Regions from separate parts of the Homo sapiens genome. Here all the other regions are linked to region 1. A link is a contact called in ENCODE Hi-C or POLR2A ChIA-PET data. All regions are on one chromosome and are shown on one strand. The core of a region is the stretch at or near the end of the contact, and the rest is flanking DNA. Distances in the headings are between cores, read along the strand shown. Region 1 holds the start of PRLR (prolactin receptor). Region 2 overlaps CAPSL (calcyphosine like). Region 3 holds the start of IL7R (interleukin 7 receptor). Region 4 overlaps SPEF2 (sperm flagellar 2).

Evidence for each region. A loop is a pair of places that touch in the nucleus more often than their neighbours do. ChIA-PET counts read pairs that join two places held with the same protein, here RNA polymerase II (POLR2A). Pooled maps may share reads with other maps.
Region 2: a pooled map shows a loop between it and region 1 (3-fold over the local background). The contact joins the enhancer-like site here to the promoter of PRLR in region 1. A Hi-C loop is called at or near these places in 2 of 37 single-sample maps with no recorded cell type and 2 of 50 pooled maps.
Region 3: a map with no recorded cell type shows a loop between it and region 1 (4-fold over the local background). The contact joins the promoter of IL7R here to the promoter of PRLR in region 1. A Hi-C loop is called at or near these places in 1 of 37 single-sample maps with no recorded cell type and 1 of 50 pooled maps. POLR2A ChIA-PET finds 5 or more read pairs at or near these places in 2 of 52 experiments (K562 and MCF 10A).
Region 4: a pooled map shows a loop between it and region 1 (9-fold over the local background). The contact joins the enhancer-like site here to the promoter of PRLR in region 1. A Hi-C loop is called at or near these places in 2 of 37 single-sample maps with no recorded cell type and 2 of 50 pooled maps. POLR2A ChIA-PET finds 5 or more read pairs at or near these places in 1 of 52 experiments (HEK293).

What each region holds. Positions count from the first base shown.
Region 1 is chr5:35,227,039-35,232,490 of GRCh38, forward strand. PRLR (prolactin receptor) reads right to left here and starts at 3,449. Exons shown (of 10, transcript NM_000949.7): 1 at 3,230-3,449.
Region 2 is chr5:35,902,393-35,907,844 of GRCh38, forward strand. CAPSL (calcyphosine like) reads right to left here. Exons shown (of 5, transcript NM_001042625.2): 5 at 1,896-2,254. The coding sequence ends at 2,153. Among named protein-coding and RNA genes, the nearest start is that of CAPSL, 34 kb to the right of the region's middle. RefSeq lists an enhancer at 2,203-2,302. Within about 2 kb of position 2,464, at least 2 of the 41 ENCODE cell types and tissues checked have a DNase peak (open chromatin) inside an H3K27ac peak, as active enhancers do.
Region 3 is chr5:35,854,518-35,859,969 of GRCh38, forward strand. IL7R (interleukin 7 receptor) reads left to right here and starts at 2,374. Exons shown (of 8, transcript NM_002185.5): 1 at 2,374-2,542. The coding sequence starts at 2,461.
Region 4 is chr5:35,812,869-35,818,320 of GRCh38, forward strand. It overlaps SPEF2 (sperm flagellar 2), which reads left to right. Exons shown (of 37, transcript NM_024867.4): 37 at 1,596-1,743. The coding sequence ends at 1,685. Among named protein-coding and RNA genes, the nearest start is that of IL7R, 41 kb to the right of the region's middle. Within about 2 kb of position 2,868, at least 3 of the 41 ENCODE cell types and tissues checked have a DNase peak (open chromatin) inside an H3K27ac peak, as active enhancers do.

The DNA of each region.
Region 1 (5,452 bases), core at 2,199-4,698:
ATTACCAAGGAAGTCAGTGACAGAGCGCCAGCCTCACCTGCTAATGTTGGATATTGCCAATCTTGAGTCTAATGGCTGGGCTTGGGAAGGGTCAGGAATATTATCCTCCCATAGGTGATCTTGTTGTTGCTACCCGTTAATATGTATCACAAGCCAAGCACATGTTCACACCACTTAAAAGCACCCACTAGATTTGGCTATTCCTGCCTTTTAGAAGAATCTTAATCCGGTTGGCTGATGCAAGTGCCTGATATTGGGGAGCTTGGGAGCACTGGGTAGTGGAAAAAGAGTGGGTGCCAAAGTCAGACAGACCTGGGCTTGGATCCTGGTTCTGCCTTTCCTGAGCTAGGCGGATGTGGGGTGTGGGGTTGGGGGGTGTATGTACATTTCCATGTTTCAGTTTCTTTACTGGTAAAGCTTTAAATGATAACTCATACTCTGCAATCTTGCTATGAGAATTAATTGAGGCAATGTGTGAAAGTGCTTAGCACATCTTAAAGGCTCAGTAAATAGTAGGCATGAATATTGCTATCTTTGCATGCAGGAATACCTCACCAAAGTATACTGATAGATCTTTGGCTACTCTGTGGATATCCAATTTCCTTTTAAGTTTCCGATGTTTCCTTCTTTCATTGCTACATCATCTGACCACTTGCAATGGAGGCACCAGGACCCCATGGAGAGAGAGTACATGCTGAGTTGGCTACATCTGTGCCAAACTGTGAAAGATGACAATGGAGATATTTCTCTCTACAGTTTCTGAAGATGGACCCAGCCACAACACTTCTTTCCATGCCTGGCTGTTTTTAGCTGCAGGCACAGCACTAGCTGTTTTGTACTCAAGATTATGGGTCAAAAGAGAACTGAGAGACAGGTCAAGTATCCACGCCGGTCTGGACATACTTTACTTGCCGGCAATACATAGTGCTCTCCTTGACACTGCACAATTCGAACAGCCAGTCTGACTCTGTATTCTGAGGCCACCACTCCTTTTTGTGCATAACTAGACCAGAACTAATTTTACTCATTCTTCTACTAATGTAAGCCCCATAGGAGAGAGAGAGTAAGCTGTTCTTAAAAGCATGAGACTATTGAACACTTATTTATGGTGCCACATTAATATTAAGAAAAAGTTTATCATTGACTATGGGCTAGGCATGATTCATAGTATTTCCATTCTCCCAACAACCATGCAAAAAAAAAAAAAAAAAAAAAGCAGCATTATTTTCATTGTGCTGACAGGAAAAGTGAAGCTCAGGAAAACTCAGAGGCTTGCTCAGTGTGGGAGTCAAGATCTGAAGCCCAGTCTGTTGAGCTCCAAAGCCCTGTGTGTTTTCTGATGTGCCTTGCTGGCACTGCTAGTGGAACACCCAGGGTCCCCAGAGATGTGAGTCCTTAGTCCTCTAAAGGCAAAGTACAGAGGTTCAAAAGAATATGGCTGCCTACTCATACTATGCCTCAGGGAGCAAAGACTGCTTCATTTCCAAACAAAGCCTTGGCCTCCCTGCCATCCAGCTAGGTGACCTGAAGAGCACTCTGATTCAGACAGCGATCCTCTTTAGATGGCTCTCCAGGGTTGGTGGGACTGAAAATTCTAGGGGTAAGGACTGTCGCCTTAGGAGAGTCATTAAAAAGGGTTGTGAGGAGGGGTCCCCTGGAGTCAGAGGCTGGTAGAGCTCTGGAGAGAGCATGTGGGGAGCTCACCCATGACAGGGGAGCTGTCTCCTTCAGCAGCGTGGCTGACTCCAGACCCCCAAGAAGGCTGTGGATTACTCCCACAGTCAGCCCAACCAGCAGCAAGGAGTTGGCTGGGTGGTCTTGATACAGGAGGAGGAATAAGGGATTGTCACCTGGGATTCAGGCATGGCTTTCAGGGAGTATCCACAAACCCTCAGGGATTGCATGTAAAATTTTATGTACATGCCATATGCATTTTGCCCCAGGAAGAGGACTCACAGCTAATTCTCAAAAGGACCTATCACCCCTAATTTTTAAGAACCACTGAAATTAATATTTTCATCTGCTCCTCTCTTGCACTATTCAGCACTTCCACCTCATTAAACATTTATATATATATTATATATATTTCTATAATATATATATATAATTAATTAATTCCCTAAACTTTGCAGAAAAAAAATCGAAGCCCAGAGAGGGTAAGTATCTTGCCCAAGTTTGCACAGCTGATGGTCAGGATTGGGATTAGCAGCACTTCCCTGGTCAAGTGAAGCACGATTTCAGGTGGGAAATCTTGCCCGGTCAACTTGACAAATGAAGACAAAGTGATCCCTCCAGACTAATAATAATGTTTTGCAACCATTTTCAAGTCCAGTCATAGAATCCCCTACGTTGCTTGTTTTCAGGGCAGTGTGGGTTGCTTCCCCAGGATACAGGTAGAGGTCACTAAAAGGATAGTTTTCTACTCAAAGAGCCAGAACTCCAGCCCTTGCCTTCCCCTGCCGTAGCACTCGGGCCGGCCCTCCAGTTACCTGAGTTTGCCTGACTTTAACCAACTCCTCTTCCCTTCCCTCCTCCCTTCTCCAGCGGGCTCTCCTTCCAGCTTCCTCCCGGGCTGCAATTCCTCTGCCTAGGTGCCTCCGTCCAGCTCCGGCTTCTGGCCCGGAGGCTGCTCATCTGCCCCTACCCCCGCTGACTTTTGGGAGGAGCAACACCTTTCAGGTCAGCATTGCTAACCCTAAACTTTCCCCGCCGGATGCCCGCGAGGCTGCTGCGGCGGCGGCTGCTGCTGATGGGAGAGTCTCGAGTCCGGCTTTCATCACATCACCTGTCTGCGCCCCTTCCCCCTCCCCGCTCTTTTTTTCTTTTCTTTTTATTTTGACGCAAATAATTTGCATTCTGAGAATCCCACAATCAACGCCGAAACTCATGCTCAAGGATACAGGTGAAGATGCCTTTGACAAAGGCGAATGCGAGCCGAGTGCAGTTTGTAAAAGCTGGGGTTGGGGGCAGTGGTGGAGGCAAAGCACCTTAAGAGTATTTTTTAGCCCCTCTGAGAAGGGACATCCGGGCGGGAGGCGGGCGGATCCCGGGCTTCCCCGCCGGCTGCCGACTCTGGCTCCTGGCTGGCGTTCTCTCCAGGAGCCCGCGCCGGTGGCCCCGCTCTCCCCTTCAGCACGCGGGCCTCGAACCCGCATCCCGGAGAGCGGCCGCCCGCGCAGCCCCTGCCGCGCGCCGTCGGAGGCGGCCTCAGCTCGCCATGGGTACTCACTTTTGCCAGGGAGCAAAGTCTGCCACATCAGTCGATGAGTACTTCCTGCACGAGGACATGAAGCTCCATTGTGTGGAAAGCTGTTTCGCGAACGGTCGGTAAAATCCAGAAAGAGGGAGAAGGAGTGAGTAAGGCAGAAAGCCCAGCCCAGAAAACCGGCGTCTGGGGATTTCAGCCTCCGCTCCCCGGTCCCCAGCCCGGTGGCTCTGTGAGAAGAAGCTCAACTCGGTGCACTTGTTCACTCTTTCTTCATGAGAGGAGGAGTCAGTGTTGCAACATTTATGTTCCTTGCTGGAGGCAAAACAGTGATTTTCTTCAGCATGCAAAACGTCCAGAGCCTGCCAGTTTTAGAAGGCGACGGAGGTAGTTGGGGGAGCTGGAATCCTGCGAAGACCTGAAGAAACAACTGATTCCCCCCAGATCGGTTTTGCATGATTAGGGCCACATATCTTTCATTGAGACTGTACCAGAAAATAGACAGACAAAACAATAATAAAAATGACTTAGTGAGTTGAATGACCTCAAAGATGATATTTTTCCAGGCAGCCAAGATGTGGAGTGTCTCCGTGTCAAATTTCTTTCCTTATTTCTGAGTAACATTGAACAGCAGCTATATTTGAGAGGTTCTCCAGGGATTTGAATTGCACCTTGCCTGAGGAGTCAGATAGAAAGGAGCAAAAGAAGATAGTCAGTGACCTAAGAAGGTTTTGCTTTTTTTTTTTTTTAATACCCAAAGCGCAAACTTCTAGTGTGCTGTGTTTATTCTCTGCCATATGAATATAATAAACATTGGCGGTGCCTAAATAGCCCCACTTCTGTTGTTTTCCACAAATAAAGAATTTATCTTTTCTAATGGGCTGCATGTTGTTCTGACTTTTCTTCTTCTTGAAACCACACACAACCGCCTTTTCTCTTGCAAAAACAAAAACCCCACATTTAACAGTGCTGAAACAAATAATAGCACCTGCCTGAATCAAATAGTTATTTCTGACTATGTATGTTGCTGGTGTCATTTGATGCCATAATAATTAATGCATCCGATTGTTACACAACCCAGAGGGCCACCAAGGAAATACTTTAAACCAAGGTTACTGAGTTTTTTTTTTTGTTTGTTTTTGTTTGTTTTTTTGAGACAGAGTCTCGCTCTGTCGCTCAGGCTGGATTGCAGTGACCCCATCTCGGCTCACTGGAACCTCTGCCTCCTGGATTCAAGCAATTGTCCTGCTTCAGCCTCCCGAGTAGGTGGGACTACAGGCGCGTGCCACCATGTCCGGCTAGTTTTTTGTATTTTTAGTAGAGATGAGGTTTCACCCTGTTAGCCAGGATGGTCTTGATTTCCTGACCTCATGATCCACCCACCTTGGCCTCCTGAAGTGCTGGGATTACAGGCGTGAGCCACTGCGCCTGGCCGTTTTTTTTTTTGTTTTGTTTTAAGTTATTGAAACATGAGGCTTTCCCCTTTGATTTGACTGCTACTCTGGATAACTGGGAAATCACAGTTAGCAGTGAGCATTTGCCAAGCCACAGGAAGCCATTGAAAATCCCATGATGCTTTGGTGATCCTTTTGGACTGGAATCCCAGAAGCAACTACCTAGGCATAATAACCTAATACTTCCTGATCAATAACACGTCCTTATTAAAACATAGACTCCACCTGGTTCTGTTAGCTGATGGGAGATGCATCTTTCACGTGCAGACCGCACATGCTTCCTGTGATGATTAGGGTATATTTACTTTCATTCATGGGTGTCCATGAAGGTACGCAACTTCTATTTATTTTCAGAACCACTGGGCGACATGAGATCCTCAGTGGCAGAATATTTCTATATGACCTTTGCAAAGCAAAGGGTCACTCAATTCTACAATAGTTGTTCTAATCAGACTATTTTAACAGTTAGTGAAATAGAAGATCACTCTGGGTAACTCCAGACTGTCAGCTCTTAGAAGGCAGGGACTTGGCTTTTCCTCCTTGTGGTTCCCACTCAGCTGCAGGCAGCTTGGCTCGTCTGTACTCCTGGCTTACAGACTGGTCGTTGCGTGGCTAATCCATACCTCACTGGTAAGAAGGGCAGGGCTGGCTTTCTGCTCTGTTGTGTAGCACACAGGCACTGTCACAAAGCCACGGGTACTCATTGTCAGTGAGTTACCTTGCCCCAGCTTTCCTGAGATGATGAAATCCGCAGTGAGCCACTATATTTTCCTTTTCTGCCCCACAGTGGTTC
Region 2 (5,452 bases), core at 1,214-3,713, 670 kb after region 1:
ACTGGAGAAGACTAAGCTGATAGCTGCAACCTGGTCCTTGCTCAGAATCACATGCTCACTCTATAGCCTCAGTTAAGCTGAGGCATGAGTCATACCCAGAATCAAAGACAAGAATCTTTCTAGAGCAAAAGCCTTGAAACCCATCATCCCCAGGAAATAGGGGACCTCTCCTTAGCCACAGTCTACAAGGCACAGGCTGCAAAAATATATGGATTTTTTTCTATACATTTCTTCACAATTTCTTCTGGTTTTCTACATAAGTCTACATATTTCTTCATAACACTTGGTATCTTTGGCCTAACCAACCTCTATATGAGCAGAGATAATAAATCCAATACAAAATCAAACTTGTGCAATTGTGCAATTAAGTAAAAAAACAAAAACAAAAACAAAACTAGTTTCTGGTAATACGGGGATACACCATCCTCAAGAAAAAGTTGAGCATCTCAACAAGTTACTTAATAACTACTATAATGCCTATGTAGCAGCACTGGTTTTCACATGTTTTAAATTAATACATATCCGAATCTCAACTTCCAAGCGTATGAAATAAAACCTAAACAGTGAATTGATACAAAATATGGCAAGTGTGTTCAATCCCTAAATCCAGAGCCAATTAAGTATATAAGATCTTAAAGAAGACTATTAACCCAATCCTGTCTGCAAACTGGGGGATGAGTGCAGCTAAGGACAGAGTCAAAAGGAGGTATTTCACCCAGCAGCAAGGTGGGTGGGCATTGTCTCCAGCACCATAACCAGAGGCTGGTCACTGTGCTTTTATCTCTGGCCCTAGATACAGAAGACACAGAAGGAGAGCTGTAGTTTTCTTATCTATTTTCCAGCCTCTGGGCTATCTTTGCTTCTAGTAGCCTTTCATGGGCAGAGTCCTACACATCAACGATATGAAGCCAAAGCTTAGTGCTGGGAGGAGGAGGTGTTAAGCCATGAAGCATCAAGATGGAAAACCTGCTTTGGAATATTATTGAAATCCTAGTCCGTGTCACACCCAACCTCCTTGTGCTGGTGGGAATTTTTGTTTGTTTGTTTGTTTGTTTGAGACAGAGTCTTGCTCTAGGCTGGAGTGCAGTGCAGTGGCATGATCTGAGCTCATTGCAGCCTCTGCCTCCCGGGTTCAAGCAATTCTCATGTCTCAGCCTCTGGAGTAGCTGAGATTACAGGCATGTGCCACCATGCCCAGCTAATTTTTTTATTTTTAGTAGAGACAGGGTTTTCACCATGTTGGACAGGCTGGCCTTGAACTCCTGACCTCAGGTGATCCACCCACCTCAGCCTCCCAAAGTACTGGGATTGCAGGCGTGAGCCACTGCACCCAGCCCTTGCTGGTGGGAATTTCAACACAATTGGCAGAAAGCAGAGAGGGGAGAGATAAACATTCCACCAGGTGAAGGCTTTCTGGAATAGCCTGCCCACACACAGCGCAAGATGTCCCAGATAAAATCTGAGCGCCCAGCCCAGTTTCAAAACTTCAGCCACAGGAGTACCATGAACAGGCGTGGATCTACTGCTCAAAGAAATAGCCTCCTCACTCACACCAGTCTTTAAAATGACTATTAAATAAATCATTTTGAATCTATTTGTCAAACTGCGGCTTCCCTAAACCCTAAGCAGTGAAACTCAAGATTTGCTTGTAGAAATTGAGGCTAACACGTGGTCTTCTTCTGGTCCCCAAATGAGACTGAAACACTTAAAGACTTACAATCAGTCATAAAAAGAGATATATTATCATCTCACCTAGAAAAGGATCATCTAAAAGGAGGTGAAGAAAAACTATGGGTGCATGGGTGAGGGTTTTAATTAAAATACTCAAGCTTTCATTAATGGCCAAGGGATAAAACCTAAAGTTGATTAGACACCTGCATGTATCAGCACAGCACTAGGAGCTTTACAGAGCTCATTTTATTTAAGTCCTATTTTAGAACAAAGGAAACAGTCTTAGGCAAGGCAAACTCACAGTTGGCTACTCAATGTCTTTTATTTCTGCCTGTTTTTTGGCCCCAGAAAATGCAATATTTTGACACAGAAAAAAACATTAGGATGAGTGTGAAATCAAATACGATTCTGGTTTTTGAGCTGACATTTAGTCATTTGGAGCCACATGGCTGTCCCAGGGCCTGGTCCCCAGGTCATGTGCTTAAAGCTTCCAGGCGGTTCTCATCATGATGATGAAGTACACATCAGTGTCAATGGATGCGCTCACACCTGCATAGTAGTTCATGAACTCCTCAGGGGTCACCTGCAGTGGAAAAGTTAGAAACAAAAACGAAACTTTGCTTCTCACTCTGTCAATGGGCGCCCACCTTGTGCACCTGTAAATAGAAGGGAAATAGAGGATTTCTTTGTGTATGTGATCATGGCTGAGGAACTGATCTAAAACAAAAGAACAAGTGAAGCTGAGGATGGTGTGAGAACAGCACCTAGGAAGAGAGAAAGAAAGTCTTGAAAGTTTCTAAGCCAACCTAAATGGAAAGTGACGCATAGGTTGTCATCTTTTGTCTAAGGGTGGGAGCCCGTCGGTTCAGGTAAGGGAGACTGAAACTCAGAGTAAGAAGGAAGTGCTCTGCAACTGTAGTTATTTCTGTCTTTCTGTGACACGTCAGAAACAACATGTCATGTCCTTGTGTCAGGGTAAGTGATGTTTTCCCTTTCCAAAAATGGAGTTCTCTCCTGTGGGTGAAGAAACAGATTTCTAGTTAAACGCTCCCGGGTTGCATGCTTTTCTAACACATAAATAACTCATTCAAGGCCCAGGGTGAATAAAAAGCTTACCCCTGCTTCATGCCTCCCACCCATCCTGGCTTCTCTCCACTCTACACCCATGACCATCTCTTTGAAATATTGACTAATGTGTTTATCTGTGTGGGGATTTTATATTACTTTCCTTTGGGGAAGGAGAAAAGACAGTTATTAGTCTTATTTTTAACAGGTCTAGATAATATGTACACTCTAATTTAATCATGTTGGTTGACATGATCGGTTGGGGACATACCTATGCCTTCCAAGAATCATAAGAGATGACTGACCCACTGGTCCTATTGAAATTATAAGTGACCAGAAAAGAAAAGTCACTGGATCCACAGTTGTCTTTCATACCACCCCTTCCCACTAAAAACATAAGGAAGGGCAGTAGAAAGAAAGGCATTTGAACTCAGCTCATAGTTGAACTGTAAATACACATCTACAATACATGCATAGAGCCTCTGTCAAAATTAGGATACCATTAGCATCCCCCTTTGTTGAACTTCTTTATTCCTCTCCTCCTTTGGATTCCTCAGCCTCTGCTTTTCAATTCCCTCATTAAGGGATTACATTAAGTTTCACACATCATTATTGCCCTCTTTCTATCTTTCTCATGTTGTGTGAGGTTCCAGGGAAATGTTTATCAGTGTGGGTCCACACCACCTGCATCAGGACAACCTGGGGTGTCTGTCATAAGCCTAGGCCCACAGGCTGTACCCCACACCTGCTAAATCAGAATCTCTGAAGCAGGTGGTTGTGGAATTTACTTCTTAAAAATCTAAACATCCCAGTTAATTGTTGTGCACACTACAGTAATTTAACTGGGAATATCAAAGATAATTAAGATAAAGTCTCAGTCCTCAAAAAGTTGCAGGCTGGTGAAATACTCCAACAAAGTAAGTGGATCATTTTACAGCAAATAGCAAGTAAACTAAAAGAGTTACCCACGAGACCCTGAGCCATTTTGACGGTGCACTTTACCATGACAGTTTGAGGAACATTTTTTACAGCTAATTATTTTTTAATTAAAAATTATCAAACTCCCGATATTTTTAGTTTGTTATTGTTTCTATTGTCTGTTTGTTGGCCAGGGATGACAGCCATTGAATGAGACTCCCTCCACATCCACTGTAATAATCCTATCCCTAGCTTTTCTCTCCCACAGAAGTTGAAAAACTCAAAACTCACTTTCCCAGACTCCTCTGCAGCTTCAGCTTGGGATGGCCAAGTAATAGAGTTCTCACCAATAAGATACAAAGGAAATTTGACATGAATTTCTAGGGAAGCCTTTGCTTTCCTGATGCAGGCTCCAGCCCTTTCTCGTTCCCTCCTTCTCCCTCCTTTGTCCTGCTGCCTGAAACTCAGATGTGCTGGCTGAAGTTAGGCAACCATCTTGAGATCATGAAGGAAAGGCCAGGAAAATCACAAAGACTTCAGCTCTGCTCTCTTTAAGCCACTCAAGTGAGAACATCAAGTAGAATAAAAAATAAAACCTAATTTGTGTATTCCAGTGTATAATAAGATTTCCTATTTCTTGCAATTGAAAGCAAACCCTAACTGAAACACCAATACATGATTGAGACTGGTATCGTCACCCATCCTTCCATCCCAAACTCCCCCAGTGGGATGGGGTGACCTGAGTTGAGTTGGCTCTGTTGGAGAATGGAGAAGGAATCCAAGATGGGCAAAAGATAAAGGAAGCATTAAACCTCACTTGGAAGTCAGATGACGTCAAGCCAGAGGTCAGAGCTAATGTATTTGATCATTTCAGAAAAAGCCATCAGTTACTCTTAGCTAGGTGTTTGCTTGTTTTCTGAGACTCAACTTATATTGGGAATGGCCTGAATCGCAAATTCTCTGATCTCCTGTAAATTTGCCCTCATCATAGTAAATTGTTGGTTAGCAATAATCACTATCCTTATTCATTTTATTTGACATTAGAAAAAAATGAGAGACTGGGCACTCCTACTTTTAGCAGGCCTCTTGACTAGGCTACCTTTATGTGACAAGATATATATCATATATACAAGGAAAGGTCCCAGATGGGGGTAATGGAAGTCACAATACAAGCCCTTTTTCTCAGCTCCAAATTCATCAGAAAAATCCTAAAACAAATCTAGGTTACTATTAATACATACACTCAGTAATATACCTAACATATTTTTAATTATTTAAAAATTTTTTATGAGATGGATGAGGCAATAGACTGATATTCCCTGAAGGTCTAAAGTCCTAAGAGGCTTTTTAAAAATATAGTGATGATAAAGTCATATATACACATGAAGAATTCAAAACTTAGATATTAAAGAATAAGAAGTAAATGTCTCACCAAATTGTGGTGGGGTTTAGTGATAGAAAAGGGGTAAGGAAAGTCTGTGTCACAGGTTATCTGATTGCTTCACACCTCCATCCAAATGGCTTCCGGCTGCTATGGGAGTCCAGTGAGGTATTAGTGCAAGATTTATGACATCAAATTCCGTGACTGCTGAAACTCCAGCAACCTTTATGGGTATTTGAGAGTTTAACCTAGATTATCAAGTTTGAACATTACCTTTAGCTAGGAGCTATGCTAAATTTTTTGCATTATTTTAAATTTTGTCTTATATGGGATGTTTTTAACCATAAATGAGCACACTGGCTTCAAGTACAGCTATGCTTCACCACAAGCAATCTTAATATGCAAAATAGTGCAATT
Region 3 (5,452 bases), core at 1,124-3,623, 630 kb after region 1:
CACCCAAGAGTAAGCACCCCTGTGGAAATCCCCAGAACAAACCAGCACATGCTGTACCAAAATATTGTGTCTTGGCTTTGTTCTTTTACATCTTCACAACTAAAGGAAAGAGATACAATCAAAATGATAGTCCACTTAAATGATAAACAAGAGAATTTAAAGAGACATAACCCAGTTACTCACCCATGAAGTGACAATCTGTTAGCAGTTTAGGAGATTTGCATTGGTAGATAGATATAATTTGGGATTTCTCCTTGAACATTAGCTTAATTCATGGGAATCTGTAATTATAGCTTTCTTGAAAGGGTATTTAGCTCAGTGTACAAAACATACCAATTTTTGTGAATCAGGCTTACAATTTTCTAACCAAGCTTTCAAAACAAGATTAGAAATGAGGGCATAAATTATTATCGATGCACAAAATTGTCACTCTTTATTTGGCTTGGAAGGGTTTTGAAATGCCCAGAGAAGGCCCTGACAAATGGAGAAGATGGAATATGTCCCCTTCAGTTGGATTCTTGCTCCGAAGTATTCCTTGAGCCTATACTCCAAAGTGTGGCATTATAACTGGTGCAGACGGAGTCTGTCTTAAAACTGAAAAGGAGGATCCAGAGACTGGTACAAATGTCCCACCTCCTTTTTTTGTTACTTCGTTATTGTCAAATAATTGTAATGATGGGACAAGCTAAATCATGAGTCTTTTAAAGTCTCTTCGATTTGCTTTACACCTGGGGGGTTGTTGCTTGTCTCTGCTAATTTTAGCCATTTCACAGGCCCATGGGAGCAATTCTACCTAATGACAGTGAATCCAACAGAAGTTCATAACTCACTGATCACTTAGTTTCTCTGCACTCCTCACCTTATAACTGCAGTCTTGTGGCATTTTTCCAAAAGAGAGCCACTGTGAATCAAGCATAGAGTTTTATGGCCTGAATCCAGGTTAGATTATTTTTTTCAAGAAAAAGAAAAAAAAATCTAACAGTTACCAAGAAGCAGTCAGGCTTTACAAATATCACCACTTTAACCATGAGGCCATATTAGGAAGGCTTTTGACTGGCATTCAGGTTTGGGGGAGTCTGAATTTTCTATGCCATGGTCTCAGATTTCTGCCCCATATACCTAGGCACTAATTTAGTTCATATGTACTATGTGTACCTGAAAAGTTGTGTGGCAATCAAATTTTCACAAATAGAATCCTGTTTTAAATACACTAAGAAAGTACCTACTTTATCCTTTAAACAAGAGGTCAGCAGACTTTTTCTACAAAGGGTCAGATAGTAAAGATTTTACACCTTTTGTACAATACAATCTCTATCTCATCTACTTAGCTCTGCCATTGTTGCATAAAAGCAGCTGTAGATGATACACAAATGGGTGAGGCTGTATTCCAATGAAACGTTATTTGCAAAAACAGGTGGTAGATTAAATTTGGTCCCAAGGCTTACTTGGGAAAAAAAAAGATCTTTTGAAAAAGAAAAAATAAATGAATAATTTTTTAAAAAATTGTTCCCTAGGTCATAGTTTGCCAGCCCCTGCCCTAAACAAATAATTCTTGAATGCCTACTGTGGTGTGTAAGATATGAGTAAATACCAGGGATACACAGAGAACAAAAGAGAAAAACTGCTATTCTTGTGAAACTTGGAAGTTGGAGGTAAGCTATTTAAAATAAACCCACAATAAAGTACTTCACATAGTGCAGACTGTTTCTTTAAATCAAAACTCACTCCAAACAACCAATTGATTCACTTTGTAAGTTTGAATTTTTGTCTTCAGATTCTTTTAAAGTGGGCCCTTAGTCAGGAGCGGTGGCTCATGCCTGTAGTCCTAGCACTTTGGGAGGCTGAGGCAGGCAGATCACTTGAGGTCAGGAGTTCGAGACAAGCCTGGCCAACATGGCGAAACCCCGTCTCCACTGAAAACACAAAAATTAGGCTGGCATAGTGGCATTTGCCTGTAGTCCTAGCTACTCAGGAGGCTGAGGCAGGAGAATTGCTTGAACCTGGGAGGTGGAAATTGCAGTGAGCCGAGATCATGCTATTGTACTCCAGCCTGGGCAACAAAGCAAGACTCTGTCTCAAAAAAATAAAAATTAAAAAAATAAAGTAGCCTCTAGCCTAAGATAGCTTGAGCCTAGGTGTGAATCTACTGCCTTACTCTGATGTAAGCACAGTAAGTGTGGGGGCTGCAGGGAATATCCAGGAGGAACAATAATTTCAGAGGCTCTGTCTCTTCATGTCCTTGACCTCTGCTTACAGCAGCAATACTTTTACTCAGACTTCCTGTTTCTGGAACTTGCCTTCTTTTTTGCTGTGTTTATACTTCCCTTGTCTGTGGTTAGATAAGTATAAAGCCCTAGATCTAAGCTTCTCTGTCTTCCTCCCTCCCTCCCTTCCTCTTACTCTCATTCATTTCATACACACTGGCTCACACATCTACTCTCTCTCTCTATCTCTCTCAGAATGACAATTCTAGGTACAACTTTTGGCATGGTTTTTTCTTTACTTCAAGTCGTTTCTGGAGAAAGTGGCTATGCTCAAAATGGTGAGTCATTTCTAAGTTTTCTTATGGATTTTGGATTATCTGTAGCATGGTTTCAGGTTATTCAGTTCCCTAACAGACCTGAGTCAGGCACTGGGTTTGAATGCAGTTTGAGAATTTCCCACATATTCAGTCATTTTTTTTAATGTTTAACCACCATGACAGGGGGCAGGGGATCAATACTATGGGTGGTTTATAAGACCTCAGTATTCTCAAGAAGGAATGCATTTCACTCCCAAGTGTAGATCTTAAATGTTGAATGATTACTCTGCTCTTACAAAAAGAATGCTCATGTAGATGCTATGACTGTACTTGTAGGAAAATGTCCAAAGTAATTTTACCTTGTCAGGAGATCAAACTGGATTCATTTTGTTTGACTTTTTAAGAAATCCTGAAAGCATAACTTTCAGGATAAGGTAATGTACAGAAGCAATAGCTTTGTCTTCAGTGACCAGTGCTATATCCTCAGCACCTAAATCAGTGGCTAGAATATAGTAGACATCCAATAACTTTTGAAAGTGTTTTCAAAATACTTTAGTTTTGAGAGATTTATGTGAGATTTTAAGTAAATAACTGACTAGAGAAAGATCTAAATGAGTTTACTCATTGAAATACACTGAATTGCCTCCACACCAACAAATTGGCCATATGTAATAATTCTTTTTGGGATCTAAAAAACTTAGTACCGAGAAGCCAACCCTGCCCATACATAAACACATTGTAATTATAACAAAACTAGGCAGAAGCTTCTAACAGCAGCAGGAGGCATGTGGGAATTTAGACCATCAACTTGCTCCTGCAAATTAAGCCCTTTCTCTTTAAGAGTTAAAAACTATTTGGCTATAGACAATATCAAACACATCAGCCTAATGACTCAGCTTATGCATTTTGAGTCATGTAATTACGAAGGATGGAAATCCCTAGAATTTTCTCATTAAGGGAATTGTCAGAGAGTTTGACATTTTTTACAGTATATGACTCACTTTATGGGGGATGATTATTATTCTATGCTAAACTTTGCCTTGGATTTCCACAAAGACTGATGGGAGGCAGGAAACATAAATCTTACTCTCTTTCATGTCATCTATACTCACTAGTTCACCCTGGTGATCATACTATTTTTAAAATATATAAGAATGCTAGTTGAAAGCTGGGTTTTCACTCCAACTTTTTAAGTTTCAGATTTTTTAGAAGATGTATAATTACCCTATTCACATGATTACGTCAAAATACTTCCCAGTTTGGGGTATAGGAATTCACATTCAGTTGCTGCTTGTTGAAAGTTGTCAATTTTCTGATCATCACAAGGATGATCAAGAGAAGAAAGGGATACTTTTTAAAAATCCAAATCATTTACACTATTAATCAACTAACTCCATTCAGTAGGAAGAAGACTTCTAGATGACACTGGCTTGCCTATGATACATATTCCACACAATTTAAATTTTTATGGATAAATATGTCTAGATACCTATTTAAATATGAATAATATTAATTATTGAGCATTTAAAGAATAATAGATTAACTCATTATTCAAAAGCTCTATGTAATTTCAAAACCATAGTAATTATAACACCGTCAATTGACATAAACTTTTTAAAGAGAAGCTCAAATGTTTCATGTATATTTTCAGAATTAGAATTCTTATTTTACCTTTTCATTACTTATTTCTCAGAAAATATTATACTCATAGCTAATCCCTATTAAATCCTTACTGTGTTCTAAGCTACCTCTTTGTAAATATCCATTCAGTGATTGCTCATAGCACGAGTTTACATATTAGAACACATGTCTTAGAGAAGTTGCCTACCTGACAGAGGACCACAGGTAGAGTATCCAGAATTTAAACGCACATCTGTCCAGCTCTAACACCACAGGTCTTAACCACTGTGTACATTAACTACTCTTAGCCAAGAATTTTTCAGCTCACGTCATGTAGAATATTCTTTTTGTAAAATGCCATCACATTTTATAAGTCATTGAAGGGAATTTTTCTTGGTTACAAAGCAACTCTGCCCCATAATATCTACTGAAAAGCCAGTGAGCTGCTTCCTAAAACACAGCCATTTTAGGTGCAGGAAACAGTGTATAAATGGCTCATTGTATATTGTATGCTTTGCCAGACTGAGTGGCAGTGGGAGTCCTTTGTTATGTGGGTGCTGACATCTGCTAGAGTGTGCTGTCTCTATTGAAGAATCGTGAAGACAAAGCCGACCCACAGGATGTCTGAATCCAAATAATAATACATGTTCTGTGTATAGAATTGGTGGAAGAGAAAATGTCAGGACAGTGTGAGGACTGCCATGTAAGGTCAGAACCACTGCATTTAGAAAGCTACCACTGCACAGGGAAGAAATCTAAGTCTACAAAATTAGTGGGCTGTCTCTCATTATTTCGTGCTGTCATCAGAAGGAGGGCCATACCCTGCTGAAACTACATAAAGAGCTTTTGCTGGTGGCAGAACTGTGAACTGGATGGATTCTGGGAATGGCCAGAAAAACAAATGCCTGTGGTTGTGAGCAGTGCCCACACCCATGGTCTAGCTAGGGCTGTTTGAGATTTGTTGCTTTGACTGAACCAACCTGTCATTCAACTGGTTGGTCCATTCACAGTCAGCTTTATTAACTTTCCCATTTTCCCTACTGAGTTATTTAAGTAAAGAAAGTGCTATTCGGACAGCCCTTGGTCTCTGGGACAATCAACTGGGATTTGATTTTAGTATATTCTGTCTCCAGTGTAAAGCCTTGGAAGCATCTAATTTCTAGTACTGATGAACCAAAAATACATGGAAGCAGTCCTAGGCTCACACTTGAGCACTCTGAGAATGGCTTTGCTTACTCCAGATTTTCTCAGGTCCCAGTGGGTGTATATTTTCTGACATATTTATTCCAGCCTCACTTTCTATCATGTAAA
Region 4 (5,452 bases), core at 1,618-4,117, 590 kb after region 1:
TAAAATATTCTCTAAGCTTCTCCTTTATCTTTATAACAAAATATGATAGCTGCTTCAGTGCTTTGTGTTTTCAAAGCACCAGTGTCAAACATTTTCTGGCTTTCACAGGCTCTTCTCCATTCACTGCTACTGAAAATTGTGGTCCCTGATTTCAGCTATAAATTTAGCTAAGACTGGTTTAAATATATCTGGAGCTTATCATTTTCCCCTTGCTATGGAGTGTCAGATAATCACAAGTTAGCTTATTCCTTAATCCTCAAATTAACTTTTGATAATATTAAAATGACATTAGTTATTATAAACATACTATATAAAGAAGACATGTTATTAGGAATTGTAGTGGGCTGGGCACAGTGGTTGCCATCTGTAATCCCAGCACTTTGGGAGGCTGAGGTGGGAGGATTGCTTGAGGCCAGGTGTTTGAGAGAAACCTGGTCAACAGAGCAAGACTCCTCTCTATAAAAAATTTTAAAATTAGCTGGACATGGTGACATGTGCCTGTAGTCCCAGCTACTTAGAAAACTGAGGTGGGAGGATTTCTTGAGCCTTGGAGATTGAGGCTGCAGTGAGCTATGGTCATGCCACAGCACTGCAGCCTGGGTGACAGAGCGAAACTCTATTTCTAAAAAAAATAAATAATAAATGGAAGAATTATACTGGGTAAGACTAGAAAAGTCAATGGGGAGCAGCTTTTCTTTTCCACTTGGTTCACTTAGCATTGACCTTTGGCTTTAGGAGATTTGTGTTTTCAAGGAACAAGATCTCTAAAGAAAATGATTCACTATGATTCCTCGCAGTGACTGATAGAAGCAGTGCATATGTCAATTGGCAAGGGTCAGCACATATGGTGAACAAACTCATGTCTTCTCAACTAAAATGATCACAGTCAAATTGAAGCCTTTGAAACTCAGCTCTGAGGAAAAGGAACTTATATTGTTAAAATACTTCTCTAAAATTGTGAAATAAAAAAAAAAACCTAAAAGCTACCTAAATGCAGTTCTGTATTTTTCACATGTTGGTACTCCTTCTACATTGTAATAATAGTTTAAATATATTTTGAAAAATATCTGTGATTTAAGATGTAAGATAGCTGTATAGCAAATGTAAAACAGGTCATTCTTTCCCTGATGTTTTTACAATGAAAGAATGAGACAATTTCAGGAAAGTAATCTTTTGTTTTAAAATTCTACAAATCTATAGACATGATTAATTTAGCATTAGCATTTACTTTCATAGAGGGTGAATACTGGTTTTTTTGTTCATTCATAAGGAAACAATCTTTTAACTTGCCCATTCATTATATGCCAGGTTCTGTGTAACTGCTTTTACAAATGTTAATTAACCTAATATGACAACTCCATTATTAGGTGTGGAAACTGAGGGTCCAAGATCTTAGATAATTTTCCAAACATACAAGTAGTAAGTCTCAGGGTGGGATTAAAACTAAATGGAGAAATTTGCTCAGTGGAAAAAAAGAAATAAAAACTGTTTAATGGTTGCCATGTACTATGTGATCATTTATTAGTATTTGTATAGTATAGTATTGATCATCCTTTATTAGTATTTGTAACTTCTCTTTGAATCTTTTGTCTTAGGATATTAAAATAATTCTCCAAAGGAGTGAACATGTACAAGGAAGTGATGGAGAGAGATCACCTTCAAGACATACAGAGGAAAAGAAATGAAGACAAAAGAGTGTGATTTTTTTAATTCTGCAATAAATCTTCCAAAAATTAAATGTGACCATGGTGTTTGTCATATATGTTACCATTTTAAGTATAGAAATGAACCCTACCAGTTCATTATCGGCATTGAAAATGGAACCTTCCTTAACTTGGAGAATATTTCATAATAAAGAGAGAAAAAAATCCAAAGTAAAAATCCAAAGTAAGCAGGAATGCATTTTGAAGTGATTCTGAAAATGGAAGGCCCCAAAACAAGATGTTCAAAAATAAGTCATGAAAACTCCCTATGAAAGGTATCTACATTAGGCAGATATAGTGAAAATTTCCCCAAAACTCCACATCAGCACAGTGCTTCTAGGTACATCTTACAGTTCTTTCTCCATATGCAGTAAAATTTCCAGGTTTATTTCAATAGCCAAGAAGAAGGCTGCATTATTGAACTGCTAGTAAAGCTTTGTTCCCATCATCTATTCATAATTATTTCTTAATAGAATATATTTCCTTCATAGATAGATGTACAATTTCATCTTTTCGCTTGATAAGTTGGTGACTCAAATTCAATGACACTTATCAATAAACTGTTTCAAGAATGGTGATGTATTCTTGGTGGCTGGGCTGCTTCTATGATAACCCCTGTGGGTCTCCTCATTGGCTGAATCCTCCTCTTCTGCTCAACCTCTGAGTTAGGAGGGCCCCAGGAATCAGCCTTCTCCATCTGCAGTCAAGCTCTGGATGATTCATCGATTTCCATGACTTCATGGGTATTACAGAGGCTCCCAACACTGAAATTTCTATTCCCACCTTCGTCCAAAATCCAAACTTCTCTGTCTTAATGGCCCCGCATTTTCCACATGGATGGCTAATAGTCATCTCAAACTCAGCGTGTCCGAGGTGAATTTCTGATTTTCCTCTTCCGCAAACCTGCTCCTCTAAGTCCTCCTTCACTTTAGGCAACTGTGTCCTCCTGCTGTTCAGACCAGAGAACTTGAAGTCATCCTTGAGTTGCCTCTTTCTCTCATATCCCACCTCCAGCCTATCAGCACATCAAGTAGGATAGACCCTGAAAATGCATCTAGAATGTGATCTTCTTTACTCCTTTGTCGCAGGAAGTCTGGTCCAAGCCTTTGCCATCTCTTGCCTGGATTACTGCAGTATCCGGGTAACCAGTGATCCTGTTTCTGTTCTTGCTCGCCCTACAGGCTGTTTTTAAGCACAGCAGCCAGAGGGAGCCTTTTATAATGCGAGTCAGGCCATGTCACACTTCTGCTCCAACCCTCTATGTCCTATGTCACCCAGAATCCAGCCCAAGTCCCATCTTGATCTTACCCTCCCTGCCTCTTTGACCCCATCTACTGTTCTCCCCTTTCTCACTGCTTAAGTGACAAAACTACCTTGCACATCTTAGAACCCACCGGGTACACTCCTGCCGCAGGGCCTTTGTGCTTGCTATTCTCTCTGCTTAGAATGATTTTCCTCCCACATCTCTGCATTATTTGTCCCACAAATTCCTCCGGGTCTCTGCTCAAATGTCACTTTATCAATAAAGCCTTCTCTTACTACCTCATACAAAATAGAAGCAACTCACCACATCTTACCCCCACTCTTATTTTTTTTTCCCATCGCCCTTATCAACATCTAACAAACTACAGTATATTTACTCTCTCATCTATCACTCCAGTCAGTTGTAAGTTCTGTGAGGTCAGAGTTTTGTGTATTTGCTTTGTTGCTGTGCCCCAGAACCTAAGACTAAAAACCATAGCAGCTTTATGTTATGTTGATACATTTGTGCAAAATATGTGGGAAAATCACATTTAAATTGATCACTAAGTCAATGAGCAGCCCAAGACAATTCTTATTGTTAATGGGAATTCTAATTCTAATTCTACAAAGAGACACATTTCCTAATTTTGCTTCTTGTGGGCTAAAGTTCACTTGAAGCTCTACTCCAAGAGCACTTGTCTTCAAGCTAATGGAGGATACTGACCCAGTCATGTGCTTGGGAGATGGAGAAGAAGCCCTACCTGAGATTACAAAATTTCAATTTGGCTGATTCACATGTGAACCAACAGGGTAATTCTAGTAATTCTACAGAAGGGAGGAGAAGAATATCTGAAAACAGAGTTCAAATCAATAAAATATCATAAGGACATAGGCAGTAAGTGAATCCACATTTCATTAAGAACTGAACGAGACAAGGCAACAATACATTGCAATAGAAAAACACTGAAGCAGAGCAAGCAGCATTCCCATAATAATTTTGTGGCACAATGTTGTTAAATAGGAAAATTGTAGAATCTTTCTTTTGAGGCTCATTAACTCCTCTAAGCAGTGGGATGGCAACCAGCACACAAAGGGTCTCCTGGTCAGTCTTTGCCAGATCAGAGTCTCTTAATCATCATCAGAATGAAGCAGGTATGGTGACTGGGCATGAGCCAGAGTCTCTCTCACTTCTTCCACTGTTTGCACGTTTATCTCCTACCCCTATTTGCTTATCATAGCATGATCTATTTAACACATAACCGCAATCTTATCTGACCTTGCTACTACTCACTTATTTTCACACGTCTTTAGTAAACATCTCATTGCATTTCCCACAAGCTCTGATCCAAATGTCTTTTTTATTTCCCACAATGTTGGTCCCACCTCTATTTTCTTTATAAAGGCAACAGAAATGAGAATAGCATGTACTGAGCACTTGCTATGGGTTATGAGGTGTGCTATGTTGCCTGCATAATTTTCTTATTTTGTCCTTGTAATAATGCTCTGGGTTTGCTATTACTTTCCCCTTTACAGGTGAGGACACAGAGTATCATAGAGGTTAGGTGACTTGCACAGGATTGCCCAACTAGGCTCAGGCAGAGCTGTGATTCAACTCCAGTAGAGACCAATGCCAAAGCCCATGCTCTTTCCTCCACACCACATTGCCTCCCTTCGAGATGGGAATCTCTGAGAGCTGTAAGAATGTCCAATGTGAGCCTTTTCACTTTTCCTCTTACCTCTAACAGTGCCCAGCTTTGCTGCTTCATGTAACCTCTGCATCCATACTTATTCTCTCATCCTTCCCTTCAGTCCCAGAGTACCAAACCTCTTAAAGTCTGTTTGCTCCTATCATGCTATAGGTCCTAATCCCTCCCCAACCTCTAAAACTCTAGTCCATCATTATTTCCAATATTTTCTTTTTTTGGTCTCTCTCCTCTGGCCACTTCCCCTCAGCATATAAACCTGTTCAAGACTTAAAGATATGGGGGAAATCTCTTTCCCATAACACTACTCTAATTATGCCTAGAGTTACTTTTCTCTCTTTCTCTCTCTGTTTTCTTTTACTGTCAGACTTCTTAAAATAATAATTTGCCCTCACTCCTCCTACTTTACCACCTGACAGTTATTTTTATGAACAGATATTCAATTTTGTCAGATAATTATTTTCTGCATCTAAAAAGTTATCATATGCCTTCTCTTTTTTAGAATATTGATATGGGAAATTATTTTGTTTAATTTTGAGTGATGAACCAGTCTTGCATTCCAGGAATGTATTACACTTTTTGTACAAAAATGGATTTCATTTACTAATATTTTCCTTTTTTTTAATTTTTTAAATATATTTTTTGTTATACTTTAAGTTCTAGGGTACATGTGCACAACGTGCAGGTTTGTTACATATGTATATTTTCTTGAGAATTTTTTGGTCTGGGTTTGGGAGAGATATTGGTCTATAGTTTTATTTTCTTATAATATACTTGGTGTTCATAGAAGGTTAATTCTGGCAT